Linked DNA regions of Homo sapiens: regions 2, 3, 4, 5 and 6 are each linked to region 1. Evidence: chromatin loops called from intact Hi-C (ENCODE). Cell type or tissue: B cell. All regions are shown on one strand. Region 1 overlaps PAX5 (paired box 5). Region 2 overlaps ZCCHC7 (zinc finger CCHC-type containing 7). Region 3 overlaps LOC124902152 (a long non-coding RNA gene). Region 4 overlaps PAX5 (paired box 5). Region 5 overlaps ZCCHC7 (zinc finger CCHC-type containing 7). Region 6 overlaps PAX5 (paired box 5).

Region 1 (4,000 bases):
CTCAGGGCTGGGAGAACCTTTAAGCCCTCCAGGCCCACCTTGACCCTGCATCAGCCACCCAACGCTTAGCCCTTCCGCAAATGCTTCAGTTTCTTCTAAAGCAAATTCTGATAGCATTCCCCTTCATCTCCTAAAAAGCCATCACAGCCCAGTCGTTTTGTTTGTTGTTTGTTTTTAAGAAACACCATTAGTAGAAGGACATCAGGAAGAAATTGTAAGTCAGGATCCCAAACACATGTTCTCACATACTCATGACCAGGTTGGTGCAGTTGGATCTGGGGCCTGCCAACCACCATCAGAAGGAGCTGGAAACTGGGGAAATCTAACAAGTAGATTCAGCCCAGAGCAGCACCAAAGCTGTCCTCAGCCCCTGGCTCTGAGCTCCCCCAGCACTGCACACTTCCCAGGCGGGCCAGTGAGCACCGGCTTTGGACAGGGCACTCTCCCAGCTGAGACTCTGCTTCTCAGCTGTCCTTGCAATGGGGTTGTGAGAAATAAGAATGTTTCCCAGCACCTGTGAGCCTAGGATATTCTCTCTCCCCATCTCCATGCTCCCAAAAGGGACACTTTGCTTTCAAAGATGGAACAAATGATGGTGATCTTTACTACCTCTCTCTCACCCTAAGATTGCAGATTCCAGTCTGGGAGCCCTCCTCCCAGGTGCACAAGCCCCAAAAGCCAGCCCTGGCCTGCCCCAGCAGTTTCTGGGCCTTCCCGATCGAGACATGGGAGCAGTGTGTAAGGTTAACAAGTCCTCAGGCTCTTCTCCTTCAGTCCAGCCCTTGGAAGTGATTACCAGATTATACATGACAGCCCAGGGCCACTGTCTTATTATTCACAGCCCCAGATCTGAAGGGAACTTGGAAGCACTTTCTGCTTGCTTAGAACAGAGGTGGCAGGGCTTAGGGAGCCCTCCAGTTCGGTCAGGAGCTGTTATGAGCAGGGATAAACATCACTGACTTAGAAACCTTGAATGGCAGGAGCAGAAAACCCCCTGGGGTGCATTCAGCCCAGCCTCCCCAGGCCCTGCCTCCTGCTTTAAGAGAGAGCAGGGAGTCCCAAGGTCATGTCTCAAGGTCATGCTGTGAGTATCTGGCAGCTAGAATCAGAACCTAGGTCTCCTAAATTCAAGTAGGACCTTCATGTCCCCAGAGTCCTTTCCATCTCTGAGGCTTTTGTAATTCTTTTCTTCCCAAATGCAGGCAAGAGCTGAGAAAGCCTACATGTGTGTATCAGTTTCTCCTCACTCCCAGCATCACTTCCGTGCAGGGTTCCTGGAGCTTTAGTCACATAGACTGTCCAGACCACCTCATTCTAGACCCCTCGTCCCCCCACCCTATGAGGGCACAGGCAACAGGCAACCCTGGCTCTCCACATCTGCCTGGGCAGAGCCTGCCCTCTGCAAGGCTATTGGATGCTCAGCCTCATGCCCAGAGGTTTCCAGGGCTGAGGTGTGGGTGTGACTGGGACCCTTCTTCCCTAGATCCAGCCTTCCCTTCCAGCTCATCTCCCACCAGCCCCACAAGGCTTTGGTCACTCCCAGCTCCCTCCCTGATGCCCATGTTCTCTGGTTCCCCTGGGGCTTCTCACGCACTGGTCCCTTACCCAACAATATCCCTCCAGCTTCACAGACTGGCAAACTCACTCTTCAAGGTCCAGCTCAAATGACCTCCTTTGAGAAGTCTTCCCTGATTTCTCCCACTCCACCCCATTGCCTCAGCAGACTCAGTGGTCCCCCTCACCTGCATTTCCCCACACTTTATAGATTCCTAGGTCTTAGCTCTTAACATTAGCACATCAGGATTTTTTTATATCCATCTCTCCAACTAGACTGTGAGCTCCCTGAGGGCAGGGGCTGTGTCGGCAGCTCCACCCCTAGCCCACAATTGGCACCAAGGGTCTCTTAGGAAATGTATGGAGAATGAATGAATGAACAAGTGAATGGCCACCTGCATTTCATCGTAGCTGTGTCTAGGATTCCCCAGGGTCAAGTCTGTGTTCCTGCTGTGGCAGAGTGACTGGAGGCCACCAGAGGGCAGCAAAGAGTCAGGAACGAGCAACAGGTGTGCACCCCAGAGGCCAGGGCCAGGTTGGCAAAGGGGTGGCGTGCCCAGGCCAGAGAGCTACCAGGAGCCCCAGCAAGGAGCTTAGAAAGAAAGTCAGGGGTCAAGGGAAGTTAGTGTTAAGAACAAAGGCTGTTCTTTCCCTGAGCAAACGCTCCCTGAGCCTGATGCTTAGGTCACGGAGGTGCCTGGAGAGCACTGGTCCTCTCTCCATCTGATGCTCAAATCCCCACCACCAAGTTCTCACCAGTGTCCGCTGGACCCTCCCAAGTCTGCCCATTCCAATGTCTTCAGTACTAATCATAGGAAAGGTTCTTGATACAAGGCTGGAAAAGGTGGCCCTCTGAATCCTGTTCACTACTCCCGGCCATGCCTATGGAACTGGGCAGTATATATTTTCTCCCTGTTTCACATGCTTAACCAGACCCAGAGAGTGGAAATGACATGTCAGATGGCACAGAGGTCCTGGCTGAGCTGGGCCAGGATGCTGCCTGGTACTGCGGCCCCCACCCCTAAGCCTGCATGCTTTGCACAGAGCAGGCCTGTAGGGCAGGCAAGACGCAGAATCAGGGGTGGGCTTGCCAGACCACAAAAGAAACCTTCTCCTCCCCGCTCCAGAACCTCAATACCCTTCCTATCTCACACAGGCGGTGTCTCCGTAACTACACAACCATCGTTTCAAACAGTAGCAAGGCAGGCTCCGAGAAGTCACAGAGCTCCTCTGTGGTCACACTGCTAATAATGGTGAAGCCACATTCTTGCCAAAGCACCCTTCGCTTCTCTTGGGGCATCTGCATATTTCTGTCTGGACTGGCCCTCGCCCCATGCTCCTGGGGTTCATGCACCTGTCTGCAGAAGGCCTCATCTGCATGTCTGCTTGGCCTCCAAAAGTTGCCAAGCTCAGATCCTAACCTTGCTGGCCATCAGCCTCCACTCAACAGGCTCCCCTCCCTGCCAATCCTACTTGCCTGGCCTGGGCTGGACTCCCACCCCTGGGAACCCACACCAGCCACTAGGCTTAGCCTTCTGCCCTACCGCAAAGCCCCCATCCTCCTCTCCAGATAGCCAAGCACACATGGTTCCCAGCCCAGCTCCAGGGCCACCTTTGCCAGAATGCCTTTCTCAGTTGCACCAACCACAGCTGCCTCTCTGTTTTCTGCAGACCCACTGTATTCGGAGACTGCCTGACTCCTACTTGGCAGTGCTCTCATTTCTGACTGGATTCTTCTCTAGTTGGCTTTCCCATTGATCCACAGGCTCCAGGAGGTATGAGCTCTGCTGGAGAGCTCTTGATTTGAGCGTTAGCATGCCTGCTAGGCTTCTCTGTTCACCGCCCTATCCAGCCCAGGCCCCTGTGTAAATAATAATAGCAATAATAATGAACACTTATGTGCCACTCCATATGTGCCAGTCAGAATTCTAAGAGCTTTTATGTATATTACATCACTTAATGCTCACATTTATTATCAGTATCCCCATTTTATACACGAGGAGGAAACCAGGGCCCTGAGGAGTTATGTAACTTGCCCCAAGTCACACAGCTAGTGAGAAGCAGGACTGTGACTCAGAACCAGGGAGTCTGGCTCAGGTCCATGCTCTTAACCACCCAGCCTCCCACTGCTTCCCCATGTGGCGGCCACTCTAACAGCGCTACCACTCCCAGCCCTGGGTCAGCCCCAGCCTCCTTGGTTGCATCACCCCAGCCCCCAGACTCAGGGCCACAGCAAACCTAGCGAAGCTCTCCTTGGCAGCTCGGCCTAAAGTTCTCCATTTTAATTTCAGCTACTGTGTCCTGAGTGCGACTAGGTGCTAGGCACTGTGCCGGGAACTAAGGACACAACTGTGAACAAAACAGACATAGCCTTGATTATTGTACAGCTCTTACATACCATACAGACCTGAAGAGAAGCCGGAGGGGAACGAGTAAACCACACACT
Region 2 (4,000 bases), 440 kb after region 1:
GAAATACACCTATAGTCTTTTTTCTTACAGCCCTTTTTAATGCATGTCTGAAATACACCTATAATCTTTTGCTCAATAAATTAGTATGGCTTTCTGTTGAAATGAATTTCAGATTAAAACAGATTAGAGTATGAGTGTTTGGTATATATATGTATTTCTCATGTAAATAACATGACAATTATTTATTGTAATTCCACCAGCAAATTTATACTTAAATTGTTACCCATTTTTTAAACAAACAGTGGTGCATTTAATAATGTTTTGGTAAGTCATATTTTATAAATGGAATTGTGAAATTAAAAGACGTACACTTATGTCTGGATAAGTATTGTCAAATTGCTCTTCTAAAAGATTGTACCAATGTATCTACCTACCAGCAGTGTTAAGAGAAATGAGCACTGCACTCATCAACATTAAGTATTATCAGTCTTTAAAATTTTTGGCTGGTCAGACCAAAAAATGATATTTTATTGTTTTAATTTGTATTTCTTTGGTTATTAATAAAGTGGTATATGGTTAATTAATTTGAATACTCTATTCTCAAGGCTATATAGATAGAAGTTGTCATTTCATTCCAAAGTACTTTAGTCTTATTTTTTAGTGTTTACCAAGTCTTAAAAATGATAAATCCTGAATTGTCCTAGCATTATGTTGTTGTCTGCATTAAGTTGTCAATTATAATTTTCTTAGCAAGATTTTCTAGTTTGGCAGTTATCTTTAATAGCATCTGTTTTTTTTTTACTGTTTTCTTCCAAAGAGCTCTGACAAATATGGTCTTATTTGCCTGTGATAAAGAAGGGGAGTAAGACATTATCATAGGCAATTTTTTAAAAACAAGAAACTGTACTACAGAACAGTTAAAAATTACTTGTAAAAGGTTATATAATCATCTGTGTTAATTCTATAGGCCATTCCTCTTAACTTCTTGATTTTGGCCTCTAATATATGTTAAATTATTATCTAAAATGAGAATTAATAATCCCAATGAATGTAGGTTTTTTTAAATAAGATTAAAATCATGGTATGCTCCTGTAATATCAGCTGCTCAGGAGGCTAATGCAGGAGGATCTCTTAATCCCAGGAGTTTAAAACCTGGTGGCTCACACTTGTAATCCTAGCACTTTGGGAGGCCGAGGCAGGTGGATCACGAGGTCAAGAGATCGAGACCATCCTGGCCAGCATGGTGTGAAACCCAGTCTTTACTAAAAATACAAAAATTAGCTGGGCGTGGTGGTACACACCTGTAGTCCCAGCTACTCAGGAGGCTGAAGCAGGAGAATCGCTTGAACCTGGGAGGCAGAGGTTGCAGTGAGCCAAGATCATGCCACTGCACTCCAGCCTGGCAACAGAGTGAAAGTCTGTATCCAAAAAAAAAAAAAAAAACAGCCTGGGCAACATAGTGAGAGCCTATCTCAAAAAATAAAATAAAATAGGGTTGGGCTGTGACCAGCTTCAGAGAAGGCAGTACTCTTTTCCCCAAATCTACCAGTATCTACTATATTTGTTGTAATTACATGGCGAAGGTTCTGGAAGCTGGTCTTTGTAGCCTACACACCTGGTGTAGGATTCCCTCGCAGCCCAGTCAAGCCTGGGCTCTACTGACTCCTTGTGGCAAGGCTCATAGTCCTTCCACCACCCCAGAAACTTCATGAGAATTCACATGGAAGCCGAGTCATTCTGGCCCCATGTTGTTGGAACTGTACATGCTTTAGGTCTGTCTTGAAACCTGGGCCTCCACAGAAAATTTGTTTCCTCTGCAGCCCTATCAAATGCTTGCTGCTCATCTTCCGTGACCCTGAATCTTAAGAGATGATATCAGCCTCTTTCTCACATGCCATGGCTGCTTTTAAGTCATTACTCAACCCTTTTTATGTAAATACCTTTGGCTTATTTAAGGCTTATACCCTCTAGCAATACTATCCTCTACCATTCTTTGTCATTTTCATCTTCCCACCTACTGGACTTTCTGCTCATTCACAGAGGATTTCTAACCTTTTATAAATTGACGATATTGAGAAACTTCCAAGGCTGGGCGTGGTGGCTCATGCCTGTTACCCAGCACTTTGGGAGGCCGAGGTAGGCAGATCACTTGAGGCCACAAGTTTGAGGCCAGCCTGGCCAACACAGCAAAACCCCATCCCTACTAAAAGTACAAAAGTTAGCTGAGTGTGGTGGTGCACACCTGTAATTCCAACTACTGGGAAGGCTGAGGCATGAGAATTGCTAGAACCCAGGACGCAGAGGTTTCAGTGAGCCGAGATTGCACCACTGAACTCCAGCCTGGGCAACAGAGTGAGACTGTTTCCAAAAAAAAAAAAAAAAATGAAAGAAACTTGCCCTTTTACTTTATATATTCCCATAGTCACACACCTAGACCTCTGTTTGGCCAGATTACCAGATATATGTATGCAAAGAGAATTTGTAGTGAAAACTGTCGAGTCATATTCAAATCCTTTCTGTAATGAAAAGCTTTTTCCTAAAATCTGTTGGAAATTGCTCATTGGTTAACTACTTCTGTAAAAGTATTTGGTTGAAATTCCAGAGTTTTATGAGGTGAAGGATAAAAAGATGGCTCAAGGCCTACTAAAGTCAACCTGCATCATTAGTCCCTTTCAGAAGACAAGAACCTGGATTATGGAAAGAATCCTGTTTCTGAATCTGCTATAGTTTCTCTCCTCACTTGCCAACAATTTTTAAATATACAGAGAATTTTTAAATGTCTGTATACCTTTAGCTTGCACACAGAAACCTATTCTGTGAGCTATCTCTGACATTTCCAAGATAACAACAGCCATACATAATTGTGTGTTTACTGTGCTGGAGGAGTGCTTCATTCACCACTATGCCCTTAGCATATAGTAGGTGTTCAGTAGATTTAATCCTCATAAGCAGGATATGAAGTGTAGGTACTATTTATTACTCCTATTTTACAAACTGAAAACTGAGACATTACAAGGTTAATAAGTCTAAGGTCTAAAAGCTAAAATGATGCTATACTTTATGACTATGTGGAGAAAGCTTACATATTGGCAATCAAGGAATCATCAGTTTATCTCCTACTCGGAGGATCTCTCAACTTTCTTTCTTAAATATGCAGATATTATAGCTCTAATAAGCAACTTTAATATAACACTCATGACATTGGGGCAACATAGTGAGACTCCCACTCTTTACCAAAAAAAAAATTTAAAAATTAGCCAGGCAGGGTGGCACGCACCTGTAGTCCCAGCTACTCGGGAGGCTGAGATGGGAGGATTGCTTGAGCCCAGGAGATCAAGGCTGCAGTGAGCTGTGATCACATCACTGCACTCCAGCCTGGGTGACAGTGTAAGACTCTCTCTTTTTAAAAAAAAAAAAAAAAAAAAATCAATATATTATAAAACACATAAAGAAAAATATTTTCCAAACAAAAATAAATTTTACCTTAGGTTGTCAGCACTTTAAAAAACCCCTGGGGATCAAGAAAGCAGTATAGAATGTTGATTTTCAGATACAGAGCCAATTCTGTGATACCATAGAGCTTTACTGCTCACAAGAGACCATTGCAGCTTCAGCAATCTTTATTAATTGTTCAGATTGCCATCCTTTTTTATTAAAGCATAATGACTGAGTTAGTCAGTGTCAGATATAATCAAAACCCAAACCTCCTAAATTTCCTACCTTTATTCAGCAATTTTTTTCTCAAATTCCCTGCTCAGTGTGTTATCCCAGTCCATGCTAAATAACTGTTAAAGTCTGATTTTTTAATACAGTGGGAGAAAATAATTCATAGAACATATTTCACTTGATTCCTTTATTTATTTATTTTTATTTTTATCTTTGAAACAGAGTCTCACTCTGCCGCCCAGGGTGCAGAGGTGTGATCTCGGCTCACTGCAACCTCTGCCTCCCAGATTCGAGCAATTCTGCCTCAGCCTCCCAAGTAGCTGGGATTACAGGCATGAGCCACAACACCTGGCCAATTTTTGTATTTTTAGTAGAGGTGTGGTTTCACTATGTT
Region 3 (4,000 bases), 470 kb before region 1:
CTGCCATTTCTAATATATTAAAAATTTATACATGGGCCAGGTGCAGTGGCTCACACCTGCAATCCCAGCACTTTAGGAGGTCGAGGTAGGCAGATCACCTGAGGTCAGGAGACCAGCCTGGCCAACATGGTGAAACGCCATCTCTACTAAAAACTACAAAAAATTAGCCAGGCATGGTGGCACGTGGCTGTACTCCTAGCTACTTGGGATGCTGAGGCAGGAGAATCACTTGAACCCAGGAGGCGGAGGTTGCAGTGAGCTGAAATCGTGCCTTTGCACTGCAGCCTGGGCAACAGAGAGAGACTCTGTCTCTTAAAAAAAAAAATTCATAAATGGATGTTTGATTTTATGAAAAACTTCTGTATCTACAAGTTAATCATATGACTTTTCTGTTAATATGTGAATTTGATTGGTTTGGGGGTGTTAGGAATTCACATTTCTAATCAGCCCATTTTAGGCTTACTGTATTGCTCTAAATGGTTGATTTGGTTTGTTTAGAATTTTTGCTTCTGTGTTGAGTGAGTTTACCTGTAATTTTCCATGTTTATAATGTCCCTATCAAGTTTTGTTACAAAGACTTATGCTAGCTTCAGAAAATGAATCAGGGAGTACTGGCTTGCTTTCTATTCTCTAGAAGTGTTTCTTTAAGACTGGTGTTAACGCCTTCTTTAAATGTTTGGGAAAATTTGCTGGTTGGCTAACTGGACTTGGAGTTAAATTTCCTTAGATGTCCTGTTTTTTCTTTATTTCTAACTAAGGCAAAACAACTGTAATCTTAGGATATATATATAAGAAAGATCTCATTCTGAAATTCACTATCTGCTTCTAGAAAACCATTTCCCAATCTTGTGAATTTGAAGGGTACCGTTGCTACAAATACATTTTAAAACACACTAAACAATAATCATAAACAAATTTAAATAAGTGCTAGTTAATAGTCTGTCAAATGGTAAATATACAGTTTATTTTTGTGACCAGTTTTGCATTTCTAGACATCAAGGAATATCTAAAATAATGGTTATCTGAAGGATCTTTTTACAAAAAAGTTGACTATGAGGTTACAGGCTGTCCTCCTTATCCCTCTACACACTTGTATCATAACACCTTACAGCGTTTATCAAATATCTGTTTCCTCCTGTTAAACTGTAAGCTCCTCAAGTCTCAGTTCTGCTTTGTTTGTATATCACTGACACCGATGTTGGGGGGAAGAATGGATGACGGAAAATGCACAAAAATGGAAAGAGGACCATCTCCTATTTTAAGGCATTGAAAGGCATGATTCAACAGCTACAGGTAAAGAACCACTTGTCCAAATGCTGAAGAACCATTCACATGGAAGGAAATGTCAAAGGAGGTGCTGGGGTAAAGAATGGCTTACCTGCTGGAAGTTCTGGACCTCTACTAATGAGAAGGCAGTTCCTCATTGGTTAACACTGTCAGTACTGTTCTGCCATCACATCCACATCCAAGTATCCCTACTATAATCTCACTCCAACAACCTCAATCTCTATTGCCGAGTTAGTGGCCTCTCCTGTGTGTTCTAAAATAGCATTAATCATTCTGCCTTCCAACTTTGTATTTACTTGACACTTCTGCCCAATAAATAGTAAACTTCTTGAAGCCAAGGACTAAGTCTTACCAAATCTGGCAAGGGGTTAGCACATACCATGTGCTTAATAAATAGTTCTGTTAATGATATGTAAATATTTCACAGCAGTGGCTGATTCTACGTTTCTCGCTTGGTAAATTCCCAAGGAGAAATGAAGCACAGGAACAACAGAAAGCGGGCAGTGAAAAGAGAGGAAAAGGGATGCAGAAAAAATAAATTTCAAAATCTTCCCTGAAGCTAGCTTTGCTGTCATCCCTAAGTTTCCTTTCTTCCTCCAAAACCAGCTAAAAGGACTGAATAACATAAAGCTGCACTGGGCCGGGCGCGGTGGCTCACGCCTGTAATCCCAGCACTTTGAGAGGCCAAGGCGGGCAGATCATTTGAGCTCAGGAGTTTGAGATTAGCCTGGACAGCATGATGAAACCCCATCTCCACCAAAAATACAAAAAAAACCCAAAAAACAAAAGATAAAGCTGCACTGAGGGAAAAGGCATATTGGCTGAACAGCATTTAGCCTACGCAGTATCTACAAGCATGCTACAACTTGATCTACTACTGCAAAACAATCAGCATAAGCAGTTTCACCCAGAAATGTTAACACAAATCAAAGTAGAAAAAGTTAATTAGTAGCAGCTGCCGGCTATAGCAGCTAGAGACCAGAAGAGGGCAGCAAAGGCTCACCCAAATCGAAGTCCACTGAAAGCCTCCCATATTATATAGCCACTTATCCAGCTTTGAGGTGAAGAGTTAGTCAGGTGGCTGTTTCCACAGTGCAGGTGAGAGATGACTTGGACTGAACCATGGTAGCTGGAATGACAGAGGGCAAGCTCATGGTAGTGAAGGTGTGAAGGGGCTAAAGCAGGTGGACAGTGAAAAGGCATCGGCCAGGAAGGAGTTCAAATGAAGAAACCTAAGTGCCTAGGACAGCCAAGTCAGAAGCAGAAAAACAGAGACCTATACCAATCAGAAGTGGAGACCCAAGGGCACAAATAAAGCATACACTGCACATCACAGCATATTCAACCTCTAGAACAGGGTAACCAGGCAGGAGCTGACCCTGAGGCAACAGGCCTCCACTAGATGGCCTGCTGTAACCTATACTCTTTGAAGCCACACTCTTGCTTGTTCTGTTCCGGAGAACAGACAGCACCTTGAGCTCAACTGTATGCTCCAGCAGCTTCATCTCAGGGGCAATCATATTCTGGCACTACAGTTTTTACCAAATCCAATGGAGACCCAGAGCACAAAAAAAAGTTAGCCACATACAGATCTAGGTTATTCTTTTCAACAAAGCCAATTCTTTCTTTGTTAGGGAGGAACCATCTCTGTATTTTTTTTAAATCCTGTATTACATTTAGGTTGTTCTCAGTGTTTTGCTATTACAAAGCTATTATTAATATTCTTGTACATACATATAGTTTGGCAAGCATTTGAAAATATATCCATAAAAGTACATTTCTAGAAGTAGAATTGCTGGTTCAAACAGTATGTGAATTTTCTTAAAATTTCAAGATATATTGCTACACTGCCTCCTAAAAGGCAGCATCAATTTTTTTAATTTTTTGAAACCTGTCACCCAGGTTGAGGTGCAGTGTCATGATCACAGCTCACTGCCCCCTTGAATTCCTGGGGGCTCAAGTGATCCTCCCGCCTCAGTGCTGAGTAGCTGGGACTACAGGCATACACCACCACAACAGACTTAATTTTTTTTTTTTTTTTTTGTAGAGACTAGGTTTCACCATGTTGCCAAGGCTGGCAATTTTTATTCAAAGCAAAGCTAACTGATCACAGTTTGGAGTTGACCCTGGAGGGGAATCAGTAGTTTTCAGGGTACTCCCTGAGGAAAGATAGGCTAGCCCTATGGACAGCAGTACGCCAAGCATCAGGAAGAGAGAAGCCCTGAGCAGAACTTGGACCAGTATACTTTTAGTGAAGCCATATTTCATATGCAGCTTTAAGTTCTCTTTGTTCTGATGCCCTTCTGTTAAATCCTTTATTAAATATTAATAGCCTAGGAACTAGGCCCAAACTATAATCTAGGAGCTGGGCCTAAACTTGAGCCAAAGTGACACCAGTGAGAACACCTTAGGGAAGCTGGTGACCAATGGGCCATGGGTCAAAGGACTGGCTGGAAGGACAAGCAGTTTACCCAGGAAGTCCCAGAAATACCTGGAGAGGAAAGCCAGACAAACTGTTCAACTGAATTTAAGAAAAGCAAGCGCTCAAATCATTAAGAATTGGGCATTAATGGAAAATGTGATCCCAAAAGCCAGTGAAATAAGGACTTAAATGGGTTATACTTACATAAGTGCTTCAAGAAAATAAATGATGTTATGCACATGGCCGGGTGTGGTGGTTCACCTCTGTAATACCAGCACTTTGGGAGGCAGA
Region 4 (4,000 bases), 120 kb after region 1:
CTCACTTAGGAAGTGACACAAGCTAGATCCTGAAGTTTGGGATGTCAGCCAGGTAAACAGTAGGGTGAGGGAGGAAGACAGTTTTTCAAGCAGTGGGAAGAGCATAATAAAAGGCACTCTTTATTGAGCACTTATTATATATGGGGTCATCCTGAGCACTTTACATGCATAATCTCATTCAATTCATATAACAGTCCAATCACAAGCACAATTGGGAAACTGAGGCTCAGAGATTGGTCCAAGATTCCAGGAGTAGTCATTGTTGAGTCAGCACTAGAACTCGGGTTGTCTGACTCCTAGGTTGCAAACAGGACAGAGCATGTGGTGTTTAAGGAACGGAAAGAGGTTTGGTATGACTGGAGTGCGCATGAAAAGAGGAGAGTGGAGAGGGCCTGGCAGCCTTGTTAAGAAGTTTGCATAGCTTCTGAGAACAATGGGCAGATTTGAAGGTTAAAACCCTTCAGGCAAGTCATTGATCAGAATTTTCTTTCAGCTGCTATGTGGAGGGCAGACTATTATTTGGACAAGTCAACGACATTGGAGATGGGGACCAGCCAGCAGGCTACAGCAATAGTCCAAATGAGAGAAGAGAGTGCTTGGACTAAGGCAGTAGCAATGGGGATGGAGAGAAATGAGCAGATTCAATGGATATTTAGGACAGAGATGCAGTGACCTTGAGCAAACGCTTGCCATAAGGCAGGCCTTTTTCCGTGGTGACATGTAGAGGCACAAACTTTCTAAGCAGTGAAGATGGTGGAGCCCCTGCTTCCCGCTAATTTAAATTCCAGAGAAGGCCGGGCGCAGTGGCTCACGCCTGTAATCCCAGCACTTTGGGAGGCCAAGACAGGTGGATTGCTTGAGCTCATGAGTTTGAGACCAGCCTGGACAACATGGTGAAATCCCATCTCTACAAAAAATACAAAAATTAACCAGGCATGGCGGTTCATGCCTGTAGCCCCAGCTACTCCGAGGCTGAGCTGGGAGGATGGCTTGAGCCCAGGAGGCAGAGGTTGCAGTGAGCTGAGATCACACCTCTGCACTCCAGCCTGGGCGGTAGAGCCAGACCTTGTCTCAAAAAAAAAAAAAAAAAAAATTCCAGCAAAAATTATAAAATCACAACACTCTCCTTTTCCTAAAGCACCAAAAAGATTTCAAAAGCATTTTTCCATCTTCTATTTTATGTAAGTCTAAGAGAAAGATGTGACTATAATCTCCACAGATGTGAGAAGTGACCTACCCAAGGTCACATGGCTGACAGAAAGATCTAGAATCTAACTCCAGCTCTAGTGCTCTCTGGTACACCACAGAGTGTCAGAGCCCAAAAGAACCTCAAAAATCGTCTGCTCCAATTTCCACATTTTAATATGCGGAAAACAAGGCCCAGAGAGAAGTGACTTGGCCAAGGTCACACAGCAAGTAAAGGCTTAGAGTAGAACCAAGGACTCTACTCCCAGAAAGGTTTATATCAAGGCATTTGGACCATGGAGGTGAGAAAGGACCAGATTAATCCCCACTAGCAATGGTCCAGCCTCCCCCTCCCTGACTGAATGCTGCTGAAGAAGTGAGACTTCAGCTAATGGTCAGCCCACCTGGGCACTGCCACCTCCGACCCAGTTACAAGCATACCAAGCTCATGAATGGCCGGTACACACTGCCCTGCTACCCTACCCCTCTTGTTCCTAACCCTGGACAGCAACTAAGCTGTCCTGGGTCGATGGTGCCACCTGGTGGCTGGTGCTGGGAAGTGTCTGACTCCCTCATCACTTTCGTCCTCCACTGTTCAGTCCCTCAAGAGGCTATGCCTTTCTTTCTGCCTATTTCCTCTCATAGATCAGTTAATTTTGCTACAAGCAATGTGTTTCTCACACATACCTTCTCTCACACCTTTTATCCTTCTTCCTCTCTCAATTTTTCTCAAATTACCTTAAGACATTCTCTTGTTCTCCCTCTCCCACAGTTTATTCTAACACAGGGATAAAATGCCCCAAGGAAGGACTAACACAAATGTTAATTTGTACTAATAAAAATGAAAACTAGAAATTTCAAAGTAAAATTAAACACATGCGGGCACACACACACCTCGCCCCCACCCCCCAACCCTCCCACACACACACATGAGTCAACCAGAAACATTCCAGAAACACCCAGAAGCCCCTGTGGAATCAGAACAAAAATCTCCCCTTTGTCAACTGTCTTTTAGACCTGCTTTTCCTCAAATGCCAGGAGTCAAGATAAATACCAAACCCACTTCTTTATTTTATTTTGTTTCATTCCCAATCAATAGCATTGCTAGGTTTTCTTCCCATCAAAAATATGCCCCAGATGGGGTCTCCAGGTGGCTGCAGGCTAGTACAGAGCTAAGCTGGATGGGGAGAATAGGCAGGGTTCTGAAACACTCACTCCCCAGGCTCTCGGGTGGCACGAGCTGGCTGCTGCTGGCACAGAAGAAAGCCTGCTGGAGGGAAATCAGACCTCAAGCCCTACCAACAATCTGCTGGGAAGGGGAGAAGGCTCGGTAGCTATGTCTTTCCGTGGGAGCTCAACCTGGGATAGAAGCAAGAAGCACTACATACATATCCCAATCGGCTAGTGGAGGATTTCCAAAACCCAGTGTGTCTTGTCACTCCCTCCTCAGCTCAAAGACCTGCCATGGCTCCCACTGTCTTAAGGAGCTAAGAACAGGAGAAATGACTGATGACACCTTTCTTTTAACTGAAACCACTTAATTGCTCACCTTATCTATATGAGTGATAAGTAGGCAAGTTCAGACTTTGCAGCAGCCTGAAGCAGAAATTTTCAAAGTGTAGTCCAGGGAGCCCTGCCAGGGTTGGAAGAAGGGGTCCCCAAGATACTTTCAGGTGATCTGTGAGGACAAAATTATTTTCATTGTTTTTTTATTTTACTTTAAGTTCTGGGATACACGTGCAGAATGTGCAGGTTTGTTACACAGGTATACATGTGCCATAGTGGTTTGCTGCACCTGTTATTTTCATATTAATGCTAATGTGTGATTTGTCTTCTTCACTCTCATTCTCTCACGAGTCTACAGTGGAGGTTTTCAGAAGCTGTAAGATGTGTTCCATCACAACGGAGTGAATACAGCAGCAGCTATGAGAGTCCAGCTGTTTTCTATTAAGCCAGACACTAAAGGGATCTGCAGAACTGTAAGCCAATGCCATTCATACTAAATTTTGGGTTTGGAAGATTCGGTTCTTTCTTATTTCAAAAATATTATTTATGTTACTTGTTTGTTACTGTTATTTTTAATAAATAAATATTTTAAACTTTCATCCATTTTAATTAACCCTCATAAACTAAAGCTCCTTGAAGTCCTTGATAATTTTTAAGAGTTTAAAGGGACCCAGGACCAAACATTTGAGAACTGCTGCCCTACAATAATGCCAAGAGGACTTGAGATGGAACCAGGAGAAACTCAAAATTTTGGTGCCAGAAAAAAACCTCAGCAATTCATTGATCTCCTGTTTTAGATGGAAAAACTGAGGCCCAGACAGAGAAAGGGACAGGAAGAAGGGACACAGCAGGGGCAGGGGTTTGAAGCCTTGTAAATTCTCTGACCCACAGGCTATGCAGCCAGGGATTAAACCATATTCCCAAGCCAGAGAGAAAGGACTGTGGGATTCTCTTCCCCATGGGGCAGCAGGGCATGCAGGGTGGAGAAAGCCAAGGCCATTTCACCTCAAGTTCCAGACCGCCTTGGCAGGGGACTGCCCACAGCAGATGAGACTATATCCCCCTCCATCGGCCCCACCACTCTTTTACTGGTTGGCCCCCAAACTGATTCCCTGAACTGAGATCCCCACATGGCAGCACCCTGCCCTCTCCCATACCCCCAGGGCTCTCCCGAACACCAGTACACCACCCCATGGGAAAAGGAACTGGGGGTAAGAGGAGGGGGAGGGGCTGGGGCAAACCAGGTGCACAAACAGAGAGGGTGGGGGTTCAGCGGCGTTGGCTCTCACGGGGGCTCTCGCTCACTGAA
Region 5 (4,000 bases), 460 kb after region 1:
AAAGATGCCAACAGCTATCACAAATATGTAATAACAGTGAAGTCTTCTTAAAGCAGTTACTATTAAATTGTTTTCCATCTTACTACCAAAGTTCAAAATGCTGTTTTAAAAGGTGTACTTGGTGAGTTTTATTGATTTTGACCACTGCTGTTCATTTATCAGTTTAACTGAGTTATGGCTCTTTATCACATCTTAGTGCCCAAAACTTGTAACCTGAAAAGAAAAAGAGAGAAAACTTTGTTACTGGCTTTCTGACAATGGCGGGGAGTGTGTTAAACCAGTGTAAAATTCAATTAAACTGTCTAGCCAGGTTTTTGAAGCTGAAATGCAGACCCTTTCTGTTAAGCTTCTTATTTTCCTGTGACCGACACCGGTGGATGCTGGGTTATGCCAAAACCAACAGGCTGTAAAGTACCTTGTTTCATGCTCCCAGCTGATCAATATTTTTATTTTCCAGGCTTGCACAGAAATCTGGAGGCAGTATCACCTAACGGTGAGTAGAAACACCTTTTTTATTTTCCCCAAGACCTAGCCTATTTACCCTTCTCTGAACTGCTGACCATAAAATATAGACAAGCATCTTCTGCTGGAAGATAATAAACATCTGAAGAGTTTTTGTACGGAGAAAGCAATAATACACTTTTTCTCTTTTCCACTGCCCCCTACCCTATCTTCCTGTTCTTAAAAGAATTTGATTTTTTTATTACTCACATCATTTAATGATTACATCATGGTATCTCTTAGTCTTCCAGACTATATTCATTAAATTAAAGGGAAAAAGTATACTGGGAGCCTTAAAGAGTAATAATCCAGTGTCTTTAAAATGTTGTATTATCCACAGTCCACAAGCATTCAGTCCACAGTATCTTCAGTTGCTTTTACTAAAACAGTTACTGATATTTTTCAATGAACCTAGAAAAAGCTTAGTGTATATTTCATATAGAATAATTCAACTGTCATATCCTTAAGCCCTTCTTGACTTATTCAAAATGTATAAATATCTGCTTAATACCATTCAAGTTATTCAATTCCTAGTTTCCTTTTATTGTGATTTTAGGCTAAGTAGAAGCAGAAAATACAGTTTGCTAGAGAATCTAATTGACTGGTGCTCAATATTATGAAGTTAGTTTACTTTTAATGTTCAGCTTAAATCATTTCAGTAATTCACCATAGCCCTACTACTCACTTCTTTTACTGTATTAAATATGTTGTGCTAAGCAACAGACCATTATTCTTTTAATTATTACAGTTATATAACATAATATATATTAATTAAAAGTTGTTAAACATTGTTTCTTAAGGTTTAGCATAGTTAAAAGTTTTGTTTACACAAAGACAGGTTGTAAAAATACAAAGGGCAAAGTTCTTTCAAAACATGACTTCTTATCATTCTCCTTAGAGAAATAAAAAGTAAACCAACAAGTAGACTCAAACTACCTGTCTGTCTGTCACAGGCCCAAGAGGCCATAAATTATATAAGGTGGTTTGTTTTCACATTTTGTGATTACCATTTAATTTTTTTAAAGATTTTCAGTAGAAAGCTGTAACTCCTCAACTATTCCTCAAATCTCAAATTAGGATTTGTTAAAAACTTAAGTGTTATACCCAAAAATATATACATACCCATGTATGTTACACATATATATTACAAATGTAATTCATCTGAATACATTGTTTGTGCTTATGTAGCAGTTTTTTTATCCTATCATAATATAGTGAAATCATTACAGCCTAAACTTAATTAGAATCTAATTATATGTTATACTTTTCAAGATGACAGAGCTACTCTTTGTAACTGTATAAAGTAATATCCTTATAGATTTGACATTGCATTTATTTTAGCTTTTCCCCTAATTTAAACAATTCCAATCTTGAAGTGTAGGAAGTATGATTTTAAAGCTGCTCTTTTGATTATTTACACCTGTGTTCGTTTATATACCTATAGTTAAAGGGTAAAAATTTGTTTCAATGTAACAGAAATATTTGAAGGTTTGCTTAATATTTTAGCTGTTCAGAAACATAAATTTTAAAAAGAATCATTAGGAAAAAATAATACAAAATAAATTTACTTTTTAAGGAATTACAATATATTCTATTTATAGGTATAACAAATTCAATTTGAAAACTTTGTTTGTTCCAATCTGGAATCCTGGTTAATTTTTTAAAATAATATTGAAGTTGCCATCACAGTTTATAAATTATCAAGTTGAAATTAATAATGAGTTTACTATGCAAGTATAAATATAAAACTAGCATGTTTATGAACTTGTGCATATATCAGTGTCTCTAAAATAAAATAGTTAAGTAATTATTTAAATTATCAGTATATGGACAATATCCAAATGTATGCAATGAAGCAATATTCAGTCTTGAATAAAAACAAGATGCATGATGATTTTAGTCATCTTCAGCTCTTTTACTAGGCGATGGACTGCCATCTATTGACTCCTAGTAGCCCTCACACATGAATGTTGAGTCAATCAGCGCAGTGACCAAGTAATGAAGCCTCAGTTAGAATTGTTACTACTTATTCATTTAAACCAGTCTGCTTAAAACTCTGGAGCTTTCTACACTTAAGCATTGATTAATTACTTTTTCTAACCAAAATTGTCATATTTCTTACCCCAAATGATGGCAAAGATGATTAGTATCCAGTTTGGAGATGTTTATATTTGGGAGCTTTACAGTTGCTTTTATCTGCCTCCCAACTAGAGGGTCATTTACAGAACGACTTAAATTTTAACAGTAAATTAATGTTTATCCAGGAGTCGTTTTCTTTAAAAACCAAAAAAGTCTATAGGTTAAACAGAATATTGTTTCTCAAACACATAAGAAAGGTGGTGTAGTTGATTGTTACAAGTGGACTTTTGAAATATTCCAAATAAAAAATTCCTTAAAACACTTTCAGAACTAAGAAGAAAGTTATAGAAGTGTTCACTATTTTCAACAATTTCAAGAAAAATAAAATGAAATATCTTCAACAACCTGTATATGAATATAATAGCTTTTTAATCAGCTAGACTCGACTACATTAATAAAAGCTAAAGACCATCATTCTAAAGGGTTCATGCTAATAAAACTAAAAAGACTACATATACACAAACATCCATATTATAACAACCATCTGGTGACACCATCTTTCTATGTTTTAATGATTCTATAATTATATAATTTAATGTCTTTATCAATTTGGAGACCATGAAAAAAAGAAAAAAATATTGTTTTTACTTAACAAGTACATAATTTCCTCAAATAGTTAATATTTTTACCTCCTTCAAAAATGTTTAGAATGCTTTTAAATGTTTAATAATATAGCTAAAATATAACTTCTTGTATTTTCATTTCTGCTACATTTTCAGATTTTTGTAGAGCCTGACTTTTAATGTTCTTTTTCATCTTTCAAATAACTCATTCTAGATAAAAATTTCCCCCTTTATTCGAGAAAGAATGTCCCTTCCCCCACCCCCTGTCATTTCTACTCTCATTTATATTAAAAATCCTAGGCCAATATGGCCACCAACAGAGTTTTACAACCAACAGAATTTTTAACTAGTAGAGGCTATGATTTGACATGAGTTGGACATTTGGTTAATCTTGTTTTTAATCTACTTACTTTAAAAAGTAACCAGGAGTTTGCTATTTGAGGGCTGTATGTGTTAAGAATCGAAAAGGACAATGCATCTTTTATGTTTAATTTTGCATTTGATTTCTTTGTGTGCATTGTTAAAATGTATTTCAACCCTACTGCCTTTTATTTTAACTGAAGGTTTAAGCAGGAAGCAAATGTAACTGTTTTAGAAGAATTAAGCCTTAATTGTTTTTTTATATATAATGTTTTGAATGCCTAGAATTCACACTTCAAAAAATAGACTATTTGTTATCCGGGAAATGGGGAAGAGTAGAGAAATGAGTGTGCTTGACTTCCTTTCTGGCCTAAGAAAGGCTTATGGCCACAGTTTGTCAGGGTATATCTTATAAACCATAAGTAACAATATTACAT
Region 6 (4,000 bases), 64 kb after region 1:
CCAAATCTCAGGGTCTAATGGAGCTCAGGAGTGCTGTAGGCTGATCTTTACCTGGCACTTGAAATCCACCAAATGGGTATCTCCAGTGATGGGAACTCACTACTTTCCGAGGCAGCCACACAGCTCCGGTGTGAGAAAGTGCTAAATGCTGGTCTCCCTACATTGGTCCTGGGTGTGCTCTCTGGAGCTCCAGTTCCAACAGAGGTCCTACAGGTGCCAGTGCCCTCCCTGCCTGGATCCAGCACGGGGCCCCAGGGCCTCCACTCCTCCACCAGACATGCTGTCGGACTGGGGCGTATGATGCTTGCTTCTGCTTTCCTGGTAGCCTAGAACCTGACTGATTCATACTGTTCTCACGGTCAAGGCAGGGCTCACTCTAAGTTCATTAGAAATGGAAAGTGATTAGGTATTTTCTCCTTCCCTTAACCAGTGTGCTATTTGCAAGCTCACAGGTCTTCCCAAATACGTGGACAGAAAGGTTATCCTGACAAGGCTTAGAGCACAAAGCTCCACTTCTGGAGAATGAGAACTGGGACCCAGTGGCCCAGGACCCGGTAGTCAAAGCCTCCTAAACAGTAAGATCCCAGTAGGGTTGACTCCTGTGGGGAAGGGGGATGGGGACTCCCTGTCTGGGAAACCTCTGCACCTGCTACAGCTCTGCCTGGCTGGGTCACGAGCAGCTCCAGAGCCTAATGTGGACAAAGGGAGGGAAAGTTCCAGGGACAAAGCTCCATCTCCAGGTGGCCAAGTTCCACAGGCTTCTTCCAGGCAGTCCATGATGGGGCCCAGCTGCTCTTCCCACTACATGGCTAGTAATGGGCAGGGAGGCCATTACCTCCAAGGGAGTGCAGGACTCTTGGCCACAAAGGGGCCTGAATGAGGGGTCCAAAGGGAGGATCCCCATCCTCAAATACCTAGCATGGGAGGAGAGGGAGCACCCTAAGACTCTCATAGTTCACATTCTTTTGGCATGACTTCCCAGCTACAAGGAAGACAGAAAGGTTATGTTGGAGGCATGGAGAAATGAAAAGAGAAAACTTCACTCCACATGGCCAGATCAATAGGGTGGCAGGGTGGGGACAGGGAGGTGGGCCTGGATGCCCCTCCCCACCACCACCACCTCTGGCCATGTGGGAACCTGCAGGCACACACACACATGCACACACACACACACACATGCACACACACACACACACACACACTCCTCAGGCCAAAGACCACCTCTCTGCCCTTCCGCTCCCTGTCAGAAGGAACTTCCTAACACGTGATGCTCTGCAAAGGCATACCCAGCCAGCCTCAGGAGGGAGTGCCCTCTGGGTCACCAAGGATTCCTAGGGCCAAACAAAAACTGTGCAAGGCAACTACCAGAAAGAGAAGGCTGCAAAGGCAAGGCCTCTCATGGTGAATTCAGACTCCCTGGTTTGCCATTCAGAAGACTCTACCAGCTCCCCCTACACCCTCACATACCTTTACTAAGAGGCGGAATAACTTGCATTGACTGGGTGCTTACTGTGTACCAGGTACTGTTCTAGATGTTAAAATGTATTACTAATAATTCATTTAATCCTTGCAACAACCCTACAGGGTAAGTATTACTACCCTCCCTTTACAGATGATGAAAATGAGACACAAGGTGCCAAAATAACGTGTCCAGTTCACCCCCCAGCAGTGCGACTCCAGAGTCCAAGCTCTGAAACACCACTCTACACCCCCTCTGCCACTGTTACTAACCCCAACAAGTTGCAGATGAGAACACTGAGGTTGACAGAAGTTGAGTAAGTTGCAGAGCCGGGGGTTAAACCCAGCTTCTGTTTGACTCCAAAGCCTGTGTTCTTTACTCTGATTGTAAACTGCTCCACGATGTGCCGGAGCCCTGACGGGGACACCACCTGCTAGGCCAGGCTCCTCTTCCTGTGTTTGGTGACCTCTTTAGATAACCCACCTGACTCTGCACCTTTGACATGGCCATGCTTTCCCCGCCGGGCGCCCTCTCACTTTCTCTCCTCCAGTTCCTGTCTATCCACCCCTTCAAATCCTGGCTGAAGAATGACCTCCTATAGAAAAGGTTTCCAGATAGGTTTAGCCGCAGATGTTGTTAACTTTATCCTTTATTCTCCTCATTTAGACAGAAAGCTCCTACACCGTCAACTCAGAGGACAGCAGGGCTCCCATTTAATGCCAACATTAGCAATTCATCTTAACATTAGTGCAAAACAATAGAGAAATAAACAGTAACATGTGGCACTGTTAGCACCATTAAGGAAAAACCAGGCATGTGACTGTTTGCTTAGTTCAAGTCCTCTCTGTTCTTTACTGAAGGTGATATTCTGGCTTCTAGAAAGATCAGAAACTAAAGGAAGGAGACACTAGGCTTAGGATTTAGCTATGATGTGTAAGCCCAAATTTTAGCTAATGTCAATAATCTAGACAAAACTAGCACAGCAACGGTGGTGTTTCTGCTTGTATGCCTTTTTATCAGGGTTAACTTTACTTAAGAGCTTCTGCTTTTAATTACGGAAATATATTTGCATTTTGTGGTTATGTGTTAATTCCATGAATCTTGCATTTCATACCTAGAAACAAAGCATAATAATTATTTTTCGTGCTAATACCTATAATTTACTTAGACAAGCAAGCCATTTGCCTTGAGGCTAGACATGTAAACAAACACACGTCTAAAGGCTTGGTCTGAGTTGGATTTTTAATAATTTCTTCTCCCTTACACACACACATATATTAATTTAGACTCCTGATTTTATTTCCTTCACCTCTTTCCCACAAATCAAAGCTCAAATAACATAAAACTGCTTGCTAGAAATAGGCTTCCCACAAACAAACAAAAGCTTTCAAGCCAAAAGCAACTGAGATGTTCACATCTCCCCATCCAACCGTCTCCACCTCCTCTGCCTGGTCCAACAAAACAGCCTCTCTCTGCCCAATTGCCCTGGAAAACCCTGGAATATTTCATTTTTATTTCCAGGAAAGGAAGAGGTTTTATCCCCAAATAAAAGTTCAGTAATAACAGTAGGCTGGGAAAACCCAGGCAGGATCCTTCCTGCCACCCTCTGTCAAGCTCACAAAGAGAAAAATCGTACCATCCGACATGGTTGGGAGAGTTTAATCCAAAGCAGTGCTAATTAATATCCCCGGCTTTCCAGAAGTCAGTGCCACATACAGCTGCGAGGGCAACAAGGCTGTTCTCCCTTCAATTTTATGGGAAGAACATTTTCATTACAAAGCCTCCTCCCAGACCCTCCTCTCTCAGCCAGATTAGCCTCGAGAAGGAAGCGGATGATCCATATATCAGAACTCCTTCTCTCCCCATTAATTTTATTATTTATATCCCATTTTAAAAGTTTATTGGTGCAACTCCCTATGCACCTGGCCAGGGCCTTTCTGACAAGCAGCGGCCCCTTCCTGTGTCCCCTTCTCAGCGGGAGTATGTACATTCTGTCACCAGAAAGGGCCAACTTTTTAAATTTGCCCTAGGGCAAAGCTCCAATGGTAGTTGCCCCACCACCCTTTCTTTCTTAAAATAAATGTGGAAGGTTCTAAACTGGCCCTTTCATGAAATATGTGTGGGTTTTACTGCTCAGTATGGGCTGTGGGTGATCCTCAGAGACCCTTAAAGCCCTGGGGGATGCCCTACGTGTCCCCCACCCCCAGTCAAGCATCCTTAGCCGTTTGGGCAGGGCTGACCCATTTTTAACCCAAACCACCAGACCCTGGGTAGGCCCTGCTGAGACCACGTGTCTTGCCATTTTGTTCTGAAACCCCACGTGCTCAAGGCTGTCTCTTTCCAGCCTCCTAAAGGGACCCCAAATCCAATCTAAATGTCTTGAATTTACCTGTTTGTCTTTTATACATATAAATAGCTGCATTTCCATTCCCTCTTTGTTTCTCATTTTCATTTGGTTCTAATATCTGCATGTAAATGTCGGAAAATAGCATCTGTAATTGGAGATTATGAAGTATGGCCAGCTCCTGACAGCCTGCTAAG

What was found. Hi-C counts contacts between places; a loop is a spot of excess contacts. Peaks named below come from ENCODE experiments on the same cell type or tissue, not always from the same donor. Only the 100,000 strongest peaks of a DNase experiment are listed, where the experiment ranks them.
Region 2: it touches region 1 in a loop (10-fold over the local background); 4 of 110 quality-filtered maps call a loop at or near these places.
Region 3: it touches region 1 in a loop (3.0-fold over the local background); 5 of 110 quality-filtered maps call a loop at or near these places.
Region 4: a loop joins it to region 1, with 13 times the contacts of the local background. A loop is called at or near these places in 26 of 110 quality-filtered maps.
Region 5: a loop joins it to region 1, with 12 times the contacts of the local background. A loop is called at or near these places in 23 of 110 quality-filtered maps.
Region 6: a loop joins it to region 1, with 2.2 times the contacts of the local background. A loop is called at or near these places in 4 of 110 quality-filtered maps.

What each region holds. Positions count from the first base shown.
Region 1 is chr9:36,871,438-36,875,437 of GRCh38, forward strand. The region is part of intron 8 of PAX5 (paired box 5); the gene reads right to left. Among named protein-coding and RNA genes, the nearest start is that of MIR4540, 9.1 kb to the left of the region's middle. In B cell, CTCF peaks have their summits at 2,019 (motif pointing right) and 2,224; DNase peaks (open chromatin) are centred at 2,044 and 2,893; H3K27ac peaks cover 3,413 bases.
Region 2 is chr9:37,307,615-37,311,614 of GRCh38, forward strand. All of the region lies in intron 5 of ZCCHC7 (zinc finger CCHC-type containing 7), which reads left to right. Among named protein-coding and RNA genes, the nearest start is that of LINC01627, 85 kb to the right of the region's middle. In B cell, CTCF peaks have their summits at 1,601 (motif pointing left) and 1,807; a DNase peak (open chromatin) is centred at 1,597; H3K4me3 peaks cover 443 bases; H3K27ac peaks cover 2,868 bases.
Region 3 is chr9:36,404,955-36,408,954 of GRCh38, forward strand. LOC124902152 (a long non-coding RNA gene) reads right to left here. Exons shown (of 2, transcript XR_007061475.1): 1 at 1-4,000. It also overlaps a transcript of RNF38 not described here. Among named protein-coding and RNA genes, the nearest start is that of RNF38, 6.7 kb to the left of the region's middle. In B cell, CTCF peaks have their summits at 2,266 (motif pointing right) and 2,465; a DNase peak (open chromatin) is centred at 2,297; H3K27ac peaks cover 1,310 bases.
Region 4 is chr9:36,990,036-36,994,035 of GRCh38, forward strand. All of the region lies in intron 5 of PAX5 (paired box 5), which reads right to left. Among named protein-coding and RNA genes, the nearest start is that of PAX5, 42 kb to the right of the region's middle. RefSeq lists an enhancer at 3,616-3,665. In B cell, CTCF peaks have their summits at 1,710 (motif pointing left) and 1,910; DNase peaks (open chromatin) are centred at 1,706, 2,496 and 3,051; H3K4me3 peaks cover 652 bases; H3K27ac peaks cover 4,000 bases.
Region 5 is chr9:37,327,342-37,331,341 of GRCh38, forward strand. It overlaps ZCCHC7 (zinc finger CCHC-type containing 7), which reads left to right. Exons shown (of 9, transcript NM_032226.3): 6 at 458-493. Among named protein-coding and RNA genes, the nearest start is that of LINC01627, 65 kb to the right of the region's middle. In B cell, CTCF peaks have their summits at 2,450 and 2,653; a DNase peak (open chromatin) is centred at 2,440; H3K4me3 peaks cover 314 bases; H3K27ac peaks cover 3,312 bases.
Region 6 is chr9:36,935,672-36,939,671 of GRCh38, forward strand. The region is part of intron 6 of PAX5 (paired box 5); the gene reads right to left. Among named protein-coding and RNA genes, the nearest start is that of MIR4476, 44 kb to the left of the region's middle. RefSeq lists enhancers at 1-152, 213-262. In B cell, no CTCF peak of the experiment used is centred here; DNase peaks (open chromatin) are centred at 360 and 2,450; H3K27ac peaks cover 3,932 bases.